2 separate regions of the Homo sapiens genome follow, and region 1 is linked to region 2. The links are chromatin contacts, found by Hi-C or POLR2A ChIA-PET in ENCODE. All regions are on one chromosome and are shown on one strand. The core of a region is the stretch at or near the end of the contact, and the rest is flanking DNA. Distances in the headings are between cores, read along the strand shown. Region 1 holds the start of THAP6 (THAP domain containing 6). Region 2 holds the start of GRSF1 (G-rich RNA sequence binding factor 1).

What was found. Hi-C counts contacts between places; a loop is a spot of excess contacts on that map. ChIA-PET counts read pairs that join two places held with the same protein, here RNA polymerase II (POLR2A). Pooled maps may share reads with other maps.
Region 1: a loop to region 2 is called in a map of CD8-positive, alpha-beta T cell, with 27 times the contacts of the local background. The contact joins the promoter of THAP6 here to the promoter of GRSF1 in region 2. A Hi-C loop is called at or near these places in 1 of 168 maps with a recorded cell type or tissue (CD8-positive, alpha-beta T cell) and 10 of 50 pooled maps. POLR2A ChIA-PET finds 5 or more read pairs at or near these places in 1 of 52 experiments (activated T-cell).

The regions. Positions count from the first base shown.
Region 1 is chr4:75,510,786-75,517,045 of GRCh38, forward strand. THAP6 (THAP domain containing 6) reads left to right here and starts at 3,688. Exons shown (of 5, transcript NM_144721.6): 1 at 3,688-3,735; 2 at 4,648-4,747; 3 at 5,987-6,194. The coding sequence starts at 4,668. It overlaps RCHY1 (ring finger and CHY zinc finger domain containing 1), which reads right to left and starts at 3,618. Exons shown (of 9, transcript NM_015436.4): 1 at 3,412-3,618. The coding sequence starts at 3,501. RefSeq lists enhancers at 2,727-3,657, 3,344-3,823, 3,658-4,588, 4,164-4,383.
Region 2 is chr4:70,835,812-70,842,163 of GRCh38, forward strand. GRSF1 (G-rich RNA sequence binding factor 1) reads right to left here and starts at 4,079. Exons shown (of 10, transcript NM_002092.4): 1 at 3,660-4,079; 2 at 347-503. The coding sequence starts at 4,016. It overlaps LOC124900710 (a long non-coding RNA gene), which reads left to right and starts at 3,181. Exons shown (of 3, transcript XR_007058131.1): 1 at 3,181-3,334. RefSeq lists enhancers at 2,782-3,436, 3,437-4,090 and silencers at 3,487-4,036, 4,097-4,346.

The DNA.
Region 1 (6,260 bases), core at 2,438-4,937, 4.7 Mb after region 2:
CAAACTCATTACTTGTTAACATAAATAACATGTTTTAATGAAAAATAACTATATTTTTCCCCCCAAACAGCTGAATTCTTCTATCTGCTTATGCATTCAAACAGTTGTGGCTGAAGTACAAAAAGAAACTCTGGCCTCACACAAATATGTACACTGGAAAAGAAAGGAGTATTTTAATAGCCTTTTTGGAGAATTATGGATATCATTCTCTGATATTACACTAGAACAACAACTCTTAAAGGGTAGTTGCAACATGAAATCTGAAATCGTATCAAGGAATATGATTGATATGATGCCTCTTTTCTTCCTTGGTTACATTAAAATCTATTGCTCTATCTTGCACTTCAAATGGATGTTTTACTCATGCATTGGTCATCTGGAGAATACCAGTTCAGTGAGTTATTTACATCTTCTAAATGTTCACACATTTAACATGCAATATCAAAAAATCATATTCATTAAAAGTCTTTAGGTATTGAAGAAAATCTCACCAAAAAAAGTCTTTTAAAAAGCTTCCAACCTCACAAAAGCTAGTAAAAGTTTTCCAAAATTCTAATTTTTGTGTGAAAGCTTGAATTTTATCACTGGCAACAAATACTGTCATTTTCATTTGTAGTGAGTCTCACTTTTCTCCTTTTTGAGAAAATGTCTGCCAACTACCCAAATGTGAATGACTACAATTTTTTCAAGTAAAAAATGCTGTTCCATGAAAAAAAGCAACTAGTTCACTTTACAATCCAATTTGCACAAGAGCTTTTCCTCAAGACAACCCTCTAATTTCAGTTTGCAGAAGTGTTTGATCAAAACTTCCCATGTCATTGAACAGCATATTAAAAGATATATTCAAGGGTTGAGATTTGGTTAAAATTAACGATTTTACTGCTTTATCAACATTTTTAAGTGAAGCTGGCTTTTTAAAAAAACTATAGGTGTAGTATAGTTCAGTGCCACTGTCTTGATTCAAGCTAAGATACTAGCAATACTAAACAGTGCTTTTCCACCATCAATGCGTGTGTCAACAGACTGAAAAAAAAAAAAAACAAATATCTTAGTGTTCATAGAAAGTAGTTTTGGCCTTGCAGAGCCCCTGAAAGGACTTCAGGAATCCCCAGGGTTCCATTCACCACACTTTGAAAACCAATGCTACAGAACAACGGCACCCTCTTTGCATCTCAATTCCAAGCATGAAATTCTCTAACCATTACCTCCTCCCTAACTTACTCCAAGTCTCCCCTTGCAACACCCTAGTTCCCTTCTCAGTTCCTCTACACTCATAGATAACAATCCCAACCCTAGTTAAATCCTATTTGACTTCTATCAGAAGCAGGTGAATATGGCTAGAGAAAAAGCATCACCGTCCTTGCTGGTTCATATGAGGTGGACACTTACTACCACGTTTCCCTGGTCAATTCTCTCATTCTTCCAGAGTCTAAGACCTAAGATTTAGATGATCATTTCACTTCTTCTCCTCTGGCTTTAAAACTCTAACAACTCTTCCTCCTTAACACTCTGCTGATGACCTTATTTCACTATAAAAACAGTAAACATACTTCCTGCTGACAGGCCTGAAAAGAACATCCTCCTATTATCTCTATTAACTTACTTGCAAATATACCTCATTCTCTGCCTTCCCTTAGGAAGAACTGACAGTCTATGTTTCTAAGGCCAACTCCTTCACTTGTGCACTGGATTTCATCCCCTTTGGCTACTCAGGGACAATGCCCTTACAGTTTTCTCACTCTCTCCTGCATTATAAAACGTTCTCACTCTATTGTATCATTTCCTAGAATATACAAACATGCTGTAATACTTCCTCTCTTAAAGAGGAAAAAATATGGTGCCAGATCTCCCAGCAACCACATCTTTTTTTTGCTCCCCTTTACAGCTAAACCCCAAGAATACCCTATAAGTGCTATTTTCAATTCCACTCCTCCCATTCTTTCCTAAATTCACTCTAATCCTGATCTCTCCACTAAAACTCCTCTTGTCAAGATCACCAGTGACCTCTTCCTTGCCAAATCCAAAGGGCAATTCTCAGTTATCTTACTCAAACAGCTGCATTTGACCCAGCTGACCACATCCTCCTTGAAATACTTCACTTGGCCTCTGGTATTTAAGGGGGGGGGGGGGGCGGGGGAAGGCAAAAACTGTTTGACACCTAGGGCGAAGTATCTTAGTGCTATGATACACAGATCTAATTGTGTGGTTTATGGGGGGCACCAAGATGTTAAATTCCGTTTTAGACCTCAAGTTTGAAAGAATAATAATACATCTCAGTAGAAATTGAATCATAAGGATAGCATTCAATTTCCTTACACAACACTTGGTGGATGACCAACATTTTTAAGGAGCTTCATCCAGTTCAGTGGAGCAATGTTCGTCAAGCCATGACCTATAGAAAAGAGTTTAGGATGCACGTACAGGCCTGAGACTTGAACTTGCTTCTAATAATGAGGCAGTGACCAGCAAGGCTGACTTGTGAAGTGAAAGAACAAAAAATAATAATACTCAGATTGACGATGATAGTAACAGTCATGGTGGTATATATTTACTACTCATTTACTTCAGGGAATGCGCCCTGTTAAACACTATACACGCCCTTTAGTATATAATCCTCATACACTTTTATGAAACAGGCGCGATCATCTCCATTTTACATACGGGGTAGAGAGGAGCTAGCTAAAATCAGTTATTAAAGAGGAGAGCTAAGATTTGGGGATAGGGCGGTTGAGGTTCCAAAGCTCAAGTTTTCTAAGCAAAATTTTTGTACTGTTTCTTGCAAGGAAAATCAGGAAACTTCAATTGAATACGTGCCAATTTAAAAAAAAATACAGATTAAGAAGTTTTCTCAGAGTAACAATACATGCTTATTAGGCACTTTCCTATGCATAATTTCCTATTTAATGGCAATTACATGATTGTCTTCTTTTTTGGGACACACGTTTTCTCCTACGTCTGAACATGTGCACTGCCTTTAACATGAAGCTGGCAGGCTATAAAACTTTACCACAGGAGCTGAAATCGTATTCGGGTTCTCCACTTGCTTATTTCCATTATCTCCACTTCCATTATTTCATCACACACCTGAACGGAAAACCCCAGTACAGGCCCGGGGCTGCCTCAGTCTACTTCGGCAGCAAAAGACGAATAAGCCCACTGGCAGAGACCACTGTGCAAGCCTAATCACTTCCCAAGAAGGGTTTTGCTTTAAAGGTACGAAGCAGGTAGGAAAGGTGGGGCTTATCGCCTTGCCAAAAACGTTCTCCTCAAGAAGAACCCAGTTCCAGGTGGAAAAGGTATCCTGAAAATCAGGTTAACCTCAAACTTAAATCCAAGCCTAACCACCTGCCCAGCCCGCCCCAGCCCAACCTGACGGAAGCTTGTCAGGGAAGAGTCCATAGAAGGCGTCACCTTTAGGAGACATCCTCTGTCATAGTGCTCGCAGCCCCGCTGACCTCGCTCTTGACCGCTGGCGCCATCTTCCCGGGCCGTCGCCGCCATCTCCTCCACCTCCCCTCACATTCCACCGATCCTTCCCCCAGGATAAAAACCACGCCCAGAGAAGCTGCGCCTCTCTAGCACACCCCTCCCAGCCCCAGCGGCCACTAGCGACAATATGGCTCCTAAGCACGTGACCCGGGGCAGACGGATTTCCGGTTCCCGGGGCTACGAGGCGGAAGCGAAGGCAGACGCAGTCTCCGTCGTTGACGTTAGTCGCAGTCTTCGCTGCTAACGGTAATAACTCTTAGGTTGCCTGTTTTCCCCCAATCGCTACCCGCCCAAATCTCAGGGCGTAGTTCGGCGCGAGGTTGGCGGCAGCGGCGCGGAGACGCTGGTTGGCCCCAGAGGAAAGGACGCTCACTGGGCGCATCGTTACCTGTGACGGGTCCTCCCTCTCTCCCTCCGGTGGCGGGGAGCCTGGAGAAAGGGGCGGAGCTCGGCCCGGGCCCTGGGCTCAGCGGGTCCCGCGCGCTGCTCTTGGACGCCAGGGTGCTCGCTGGCACCTCGAAGTGCTTCTTGCTTCCTCCCTTTCCCGTTTACTTGCTGTTCTTTCAAAATATGTACTGACATTCACTATTGCCAGTCACCAGCTAAACCGTGAGGACAAAAAGTAAGGAAAAATAGACACACTCCACCATGACCTCATGGAACTAACAAGACTGGTGGAGGAGGAAGACATTAATAAGAGCAATCACTGCAATAAATGTAAGATTACAACCTGGAGAAGTGCTAGGAAGAAGTGTGTGTCCTGTGAGAGCTAATATTAGAGCAGCTCTGACAATCTGAGTGTCAGTGAGGGAAGGCTTCCCTGGGGAAGCGATGCAAGCCGAGGGCTGAAAGATGGGTAGGAGTTAGTGTGCAAAAGGCTTTGTGGCACAAAGAACATGGTACCTGTTAGAAGGTGGAAGGAAAATGTACAAGCCAACAAAATTGAAATCATACTCGGGGTACACAGCTAAATATGTTTCTCCTTATTAAAGAGTCAAGGCCCTGGAAAATGATGTAAGCAAAGCTGCAGGTGTTAGAAGAAGATATTTGTCTTTAGCTTTCTATCCTGATTTTGTGTTTCCTAAAACACCGGGAAAGGGAAAATATTCCCCTTCAGCTTTCCGGTTACTAACTCTTAACATTCTAATTTTCTTTCAGTTTTGTTATGAGTTGCTAAAATGGTGAAATGCTGCTCCGCCATTGGATGTGCTTCTCGCTGCTTGCCAAATTCGAAGTTAAAAGGACTGACATTTCACGTGTAAGATTTTGCTGTAGTTAAGCCAAATACTTTGGCCATGTTATAAAAAGCAAAAGACAGTTCTACTTAAGTCTTCAATTTTGAACTTTAGTTCCCGAGTCCTTTTTAAATAACCTTTTTGTTAAATTTGAAGTGACAATGTGATACCTTTACATGTTTATAATTTAGTTTAAAAGTTTTAAGATATCAGAGACTTTAAGATATCAGAGACTGGTTTACAAAAAATACCATAAGGCTAACTTTTGCTAATATTATTACTTTGTATTTTATCACACCGCCAAAGAAATTCAATGTTGTTTACATGTAGTTTACAATCTGAATGAAGGAGCTTTGCTCGAATATATTGCCCTCTCTATTTAGAAGTAGATCAAGCATAGGTTATAGAGAAAAAATACAAATTACAAGTTAAGACCAAGGGATCTTTAGCTGTGTTGCAAATAAATCAAAATGATTTTAGTTTCATATTTTAGCCATTCTCTTGACAGCCATGAAGGAGTAAGTGAAGGAGTAATAAGATTTAATAGTTGTTCACTTGTTAAAGGTTTATTTTGCTGCTTTTGTGCCAGGCACTGTCCTATGTGTTAGAGAAAGATCTCCTAGCTATTTTGTTAGATATAATAAATCAAAACTGAGCATATATATCCTACCTTATTTTAGAAAAATTTGAACCAGCTTGAAAATTGAGTAAGATATGGCTATTAGGCCTTCATATCTCTCAAAATAGCTCTGATCTCCAGAACTCCACACTGCAGCTATTCTCTGCATTCATTCACTAAGCATCTGTAGACCTGCTATGTATTAAATGCTGTACTAAGCAATTTTCTGGTGCTGACAGAAGAATGGAATTACAAGGGGCCCTTTTTATCGAGGATAAATTCTGGATATCATTTCAGATAGGAAAAGGCCCAAGTGATAATTCTTTTATCATCTATAGATGAATAAATACCTTCAATTGTGGATCTTACTATAAGATGCTAAATATCCATTGAAACTTTTCTTCCTTATAATGTGAGAAAAAATGAAATGAGGGCCATATATCTGCAGCATGATTGGCAGAAAATCTGAATATTAAAACGGAAAGTAACAAAAGCATGAATTATGGTTTCCTAAATATTATAATTCTCAAGACTAATAAACTAGTTAACGAATCAATTTAGTCACAGTTGTATAAGGCAGCTTTAATTCAATTATATAGCAATAGTATTTGATTTTAAAATATTTTTTGTATTTTTTTTCTAGATTCCCCACAGATGAAAACATCAAAAGGAAATGGGTATTAGCAATGAAAAGACTTGATGTGAATGCAGCCGGCATTTGGGAGCCTAAAAAAGGAGATGTGTTGTGTTCGAGGCACTTTAAGAAGACAGATTTTGACAGAAGTGCTCCAAATATTAAACTGAAACCTGGAGTCATACCTTCTATCTTTGATTCTCCATATCACCTACAGGTTTGTTTATGAGATACTGTTTACCATCATTGCTCACTTTTTTTTTTTTTTTTTTTTGAGATAGAG
Region 2 (6,352 bases), core at 2,829-5,328:
AGTCTCACAGTGTTGCCCAGTGTGGTATGGAACTACTGGCCTCAAGCCATCCTTCCACCTTGGCCTCCCAAACTGCTGATTACAGGCCTGAGCCACTGCCCCTGGCCCAAAGTCTTTCAATTCGTTACATACCGCAAACAGCACACATGGTATCATTTGGTATATGCAACCAACCAGAATGAGACAGTTCCCAACCATCAAAAAGGAAGGTGACAGCGTAGTCTGACATGGATTTGTAGCACTACCTTTTACTCAGACAAAATTACATACTTAAAACATACATACCTGCTTGTGAGAAACAATATAAGGAAAAAAAATAAATAAATAAAACATACATAAAATATACCTGAAAAAAAGTTAAGCACATCTTCCATAGTGCATGACCAGGGCAGTCCTTGAGCTCGAATGAGAAAGACATCATCCACTTCCTCTTCTAACTTGGACGGGGCCAATTCATACTCAGGGGGTGGTGGAAGGTCTTCCAGGTAAGTAGTTTTGGACTCCTTCCAAAGGAAATGAAGAATTGTAAAAAGAGTTGCATTTACAGGTAAAAAATGTAAAAAAATTCTTAGAAAATGTTTATTCTACAAACTAACATTCTAGATGTTATTTCAGAAGCAAAAAGTAAACTTCACCAATGTAACCCATCCTGTTTTGGCTTAAATTGTACATCCAAAAGCCATAAGCAGGTATATCCTAAAGGTTTGGCAGGACACAAATTTCATTCAGGGTTTGTTTTAAAATTCATCAACCCCAAATTATAGCTAACAATAGTGTAGTTAAGGCAACACAAGAAAGGTCCTGACAATTTGACAAATATTTGATTGCCCCTACACACAGTGTTTGCCGCCCTCATCTGAAATAGCTATCTAGAATACGATAAGCATACAAGATGAGATACTGAGTGCTATAATTAAGATACAAAATACTACAGGAATTCAAATCAGAGCACTAACAGATGAATCAGGATGTGACATGAGATGGGCCTTGAAGGAAGGATAGAATTTTTATGAGGATATAAAAGATAGGGTATTCCAGTTTGAAGGCGAGAGAAAGAAGCAGTACGACCAAATGCCCATTTGAATAACAGCAATTAATTCCAACTGTTTAAATTAGGAGCCAAAGAAGGTGACCTGGCAAAAGAGGTTGGTACCATAGAGCAGAGGGCCTTGAGTGTGGAGCTCAATGTGTGTCCTTCACTTGGTAGGCAAAGATAAGTTAATACAAGACACTGAGGACTGGGTAAATCAACAAGACAGCAGGACGCCTTGGGAATATTCCTCTGTCAGCTGGTATGCCAGACCAAGTGATTAAGGGAAAGATCTTAAAGACAACGGCAGCAGTGTGAGGCTACAGACTTGTAAAGTCTCTTTTATCGGATTAAGTAAAACTGGAATTTAGTAAGAATCCACGAAGCACTACAACCATAACCTAAGAAGACAACTCAGGCTTTAAGACTTGCACTCTACTGGGCCAGGTGCGGTGGCTCACGCCTGTAATCCCAGCACCTTGGGAGGCCGAGGTGGGCGAATCACGAGGTCAGGAGTTCAAGACCAGCCTGGCCAACATGGCAAAACCCCATCTCTACTAAAAATACAAAAAATGAGCCGGGTGTGGTGGCGTGTGCCCGTAATCCCAGCTACTCGGGAGGCTGAGGCAGGATAATCGCCTGAACCCGGGAGGTAGAGGTTTCAGTGAGCTGAGATCTCGGCATTTCACTCCAGCATGGGCAACAGAGCAAGACTCCGTCTCAAAAAAAAAAAAAAAAAAAGACTTGCACTCTACCGGACTAAGGACAGAGATATCTTTCTACTATCTGTCATTTTCTTTTCTTTTCTTTTTTCTTGAGACGGAGTTTCGCTCTTGTCGCCCAGACTAGAGTATAATGGCACAATCTCGGCTCACTGCAACCTCCCCGGGTTCAAAGGATTCTCCTGCCTCAGCCTCCCGGGTAGCTGGGATTACAGGCGCCCGCCACCCCGCCCGGCTAATTTTTTTGCATTTTTTTAGTAGACACGGAGTTTCACCATGTTGGTTAGCCTGCTATCGAACTCCTGACCTCAGGTGATCCACCCGCCGCAGCCTCCCAAAGTGCCGCGCCCAGCCCTATCTATAATTTTCATTAAGGCTTAATGTTAGGCCGGGCGCGGTGGCTCACGCCTGTAATCCCAGCACTTTGGGAGGCAGAGGCGGGCGGATCACGAGGTCAGGAGATCGAGACCACGGTGAAACCCCGTCTCTACTAAAAATACAAAAAATTAGCTGGGCGCAGTGGCGGGCGCCTGTAGTCCCAGCTACTCGGGAGGCTGAAGCAGGAGAATGGCGTGAACCCGGAAGGCGGAGCTTGCAGTGAGCCGAGATCATTCCACTGCACTCCAGCCTGGGCGACAGAGCGAGACTCGGTCTCCAAAAAAAAAAAAAAAAAAAGGCTTAATGTTTAGTTTTAAGGAATAAATGTAAGCAGTGTCTAACACATAGTAGATGCTCTACAGATATCACCGCAGTCAATTTCATAGAAAAAAAAAGAGAGAAGCTAGCTCACAAAGGTTTACTGGAGATGGTTTTGTTGTGGTTTTTGTAGACAACTTTCCCCATTTTTCCATAATTCCATAAGCATCACAAGCTTTTACAGAAAAAGGCAGCGTAAAGTATTGGGCCAGGATTCAAATCAATTAGCTCAGCCACTGGCAGACAGCAGCCATGCTGATTAGCCTCCCAGTCTCCCTAAGTTAAAGGAGAAGCACAAATTGAATTAAGATAAATATGACCTAAGGAATCAGGGGCTGGGTAGTTAAAAAGTGTGCAGACACTTCCCAGATGCCACGTACCAAGAAGAGAAAGGTTCATCTACAAAGCACAAAATATTTGCAATCTAACTACACACCGACTTTTCTAAAAAAATAAAGAAAAAATGGAAAGGAAAACATTGCAAATTCATTCCTGGGACCCCAAGTTGTGTCCTCAACCCTCAACGCTCCCTCCCATTCACCCCCTCCCCCCAACAGCTAAATCTCCAAACTGCTTTCCCAGACGAGGCGACACACAGTCCTTAAAGACCTTCTGTATGAGTGGAGTTGCAGAGGTGACCTTCAGTAAACCGGGACAGCTCGTCTTTCCCTGGGGACAGGAGAGGGAACGGCGCGATGGGGACAGGCTCCTTCCCTACAAGCCAGCCCACGCAACTGTGTGCGCGCACCTTCCCAGCAGCGGCCGACCGAGAGGCGCCGAGGGCCGCCCAGGCCTAGCGCTCGGGCTGCACGGAAACTCCCAACCCTCCGGCGGGCTCGGGCCTCGCAACTTCACAACCAGCCGGCGGAAAGCAAGAAGATGCGAGGTGGGGGCGTCAGCAGCCTCACGAAACCTACCATGGGCCAGGCGGGGAACAAGGCCTCAACATTCACCCCAGCCACACTTACACTGCCCAACCGACCAGAGACTCGAGGCGAGAACAAAACAAGCAGAAGACCCGACGCCTGGGAGAGCTTCCCTTGTTCCAGGGCCCAATAGGAGCACAGGGTGGACGGGGGCGGGTGTGCGGCGAGTGTCGCGGATCCCCGGGCGTGCCCGCGAGGCGCACACGGAGGGACGGAGGGGCGCGGGGGCGCGTGCACGCGGCCCGGGAGGGATCTCGCGCCAGGTCCCTCACGGCGCCCACGTACCTGGCTGTAGCTGCGCGTCGGGACGGCGGCCGCCGCCGCCAGCGACTGCGGCAGCAGAGAGGCACGGAGGGCAGAGTAGGACGCGGCGGCCGCGGCCGCGGCAGAGGTGGCCACAGCGGGAGGCCCCGCCAGCCTCCCGGGAGGCACAGGCCCGGTCTGGAGGCCACGCGTCTGGGAGGCAGCGGCCGCGGCGGCCCCGAGCAGCAGCAGCAGGCGGCGGCGGCCCGAGACGCCCGACGGGATAGAGCCAGCGGCGGAGTAGAAGGGCAGGCAGGCGGCGCCGGTGCGCCGGCAGCTGCTGCAGTTACAGCCGCAGCCCCGGAGCAGCGCCCCGAGTACCCAGCGCGTGCCGGCCATGGACTCCGGAGGCGGCGCAGGGCCTGAAGGCAGCTGCTCCAGCAGCGATGGTGGAACGGAAGTGGAATCCAGGGCCGGTTGGGGGTGGGGTGTGCCTGGCACATGCGCCGCGGGCACTGGGTGGGGGGCCTCCGAGAGTCGGAAGGAGGTGGAGGAGAGCGCGACGCTCCGCCCAGTCTCCGCCCTTGGGCGGGGCTGCCCATGGTTTGGGCGGGGCTGCCCATGGTTTGGGCGGGGCTGCCCATGGTTTGGGCGGGGCTGCCCATGGTTTGGGCGGGGCTGCCCATGGTTTGGGCGGGGCTGCCCATGGTTTGGGCGGGGCTGCCCATGGTTTGGGCGGGGCTGCCCATGGTTTGGGCGGGGCTGCCCATGGTTTGGGCGGGGCTGCCCATGGTTTGGGCGGGGCTGCCCATGGTTTGGGCGGGGCCCGGGGAAGTGGGTGCAATCGAACTGCTCTTTTTTCAGGCGGTGGAAACTGAGGCCCAAAGTAAGTGAGGCTAGGGGCCTGGCGCAGTGACTCATTCGTAGTGACTCATTCTTGTAATCCTAGCACTTTGGCAGGCAGAGGCGGGTGGACTGCCTGAGGTCAGGAGTTCGAGACCAACCTAGGCAACACGGTGAAATCCCGTCTCTACTAAAATACAAAAAATTAGGTCGGACGCGGTGGCTCCCGCCTGTAATCCCAGCACTTTAGTAGGCCGAGGTAGGGCGGATCACCTGAGGTCAGCAGTTCAAGACCAGCCTGGCCAACATGGTGAAACTGTGTCTCTACTAAAAACACAAAAATTAGCCGGGTGTGGTGACGGGTGCCCGTAATCCCAGCTACTCAGGAGGCTGAGGCAGGAGAATCGCTTGAACCCAGGAGGCGGAGGTTGCAGTGAGCCAAGATCGTGCCACCGCACTGCAGCCTGGGCGACAGAGTGAGACGCCATCTCCAAACAAACAAACAAAAAAATTAGGTTAGGGCCATCCTGCTCTGGGTAGGGCCGAGAGCTGTAGCACAAGTCTGTGCTGCCCTGCGCTGTGCCACCGAAACCCGTGGTGTGAGTGGCTAAAGAACCCTTTCTGAAAGGAATTGTGATACCTTGGTTATAAAAAAATCGTTGGGATAATATCAGAGATTTGGTACCCCCCGAATTTGAGGTATGTGAGGAAGGAGAACTTCGTTGTTTTAAAATGAAATATAGGCCTGGCGTGGTGGCTCATGCCTATAATCCCAGCGCTTTGGGAGGCTGAAGTGAGAGGATCACTGGAGCCCAAGAGTTCCAGACCAGCCTGGGCAACATAGGGAGACCCCGTCTATACAAAAAATAAATAAAGCTGGGTGTGATGGCGTGGGCCTGTAGTCCCAGCTACTTGGGAGGCCGATTGCTTCAGCCCAGAAGGTAGAGGCTGTGGTAAGCTATGATTGCCACCACTGAACTCCAGCCTGGGTGACAGAGTGAAACCCTGTCTCTAAAAAAATAAAAGAAAACATATATATTTATTATGTACTGATAATACATAACAAAGGTGAACCCTCCCCTAATGAAACTGTATTCACAAGTGAACACACAGAGATTTGCACACACATACACAAAGACTGGTTGTGCAGCTTTTCTCCTCCTGAGCCAGGACTTGTCAAAGACAAGCAAAAGGAAGTTGTTAGAGTAAAAAATAAGAGAAAGCTAGTATTTTTAAAAACTCCTTACTGTGGAAAATGTCAAACAGAAGAGCAGAATGAATTTCCAGAACTTCATAAATTGTCAACACTTTTCAGTCTTGTTTCATCTATCCCCTACCACCATCTTCCAGACCTTATTTTCTTTGCTAGAATATTTTAAAGCAATGGGTATTACATTTAAAGTTTGACTTGTTTAACCTGGACTACTTTTAGGTAAGGAAAATTCAGTATTTCTTAGAAAACCCTTTCCCCAACCAAAAAACAAAGAACAAGAAAAAAATTGATAGGCTTGGCTCTATGAACCTGGAGTATCAAAGAAAAAGGGGTTTAGTTTTGTTTTTTGGGCTAAAATACAGTCCGACGGAGAGTATTGTCATTTTTATACAAAAACAGGGACAAAAGAAAAGGCAACAGTGCAAATACTCCATCTTCCAGGAAGGGAGGCTGGGATGCCTCAGTGTTAAAATGACAAAAGAAAACCCCAGAGCAAGAACCATGATCCCTCAGAGGAGTCCCAGAAATGTCCAAGACAGCCTGGCTGGGAGAGGGGGTGTGGGAAGGGCAGGCCCCCAAGAGAGGTCCCCACATCCTCTGGCTAGAGGCTAGGCCCAGGACCCACCAATGCCAGCAGCCCTCACCTCCCTTTGGGGTGAGAGCAGGTGCTGAGGTCAGG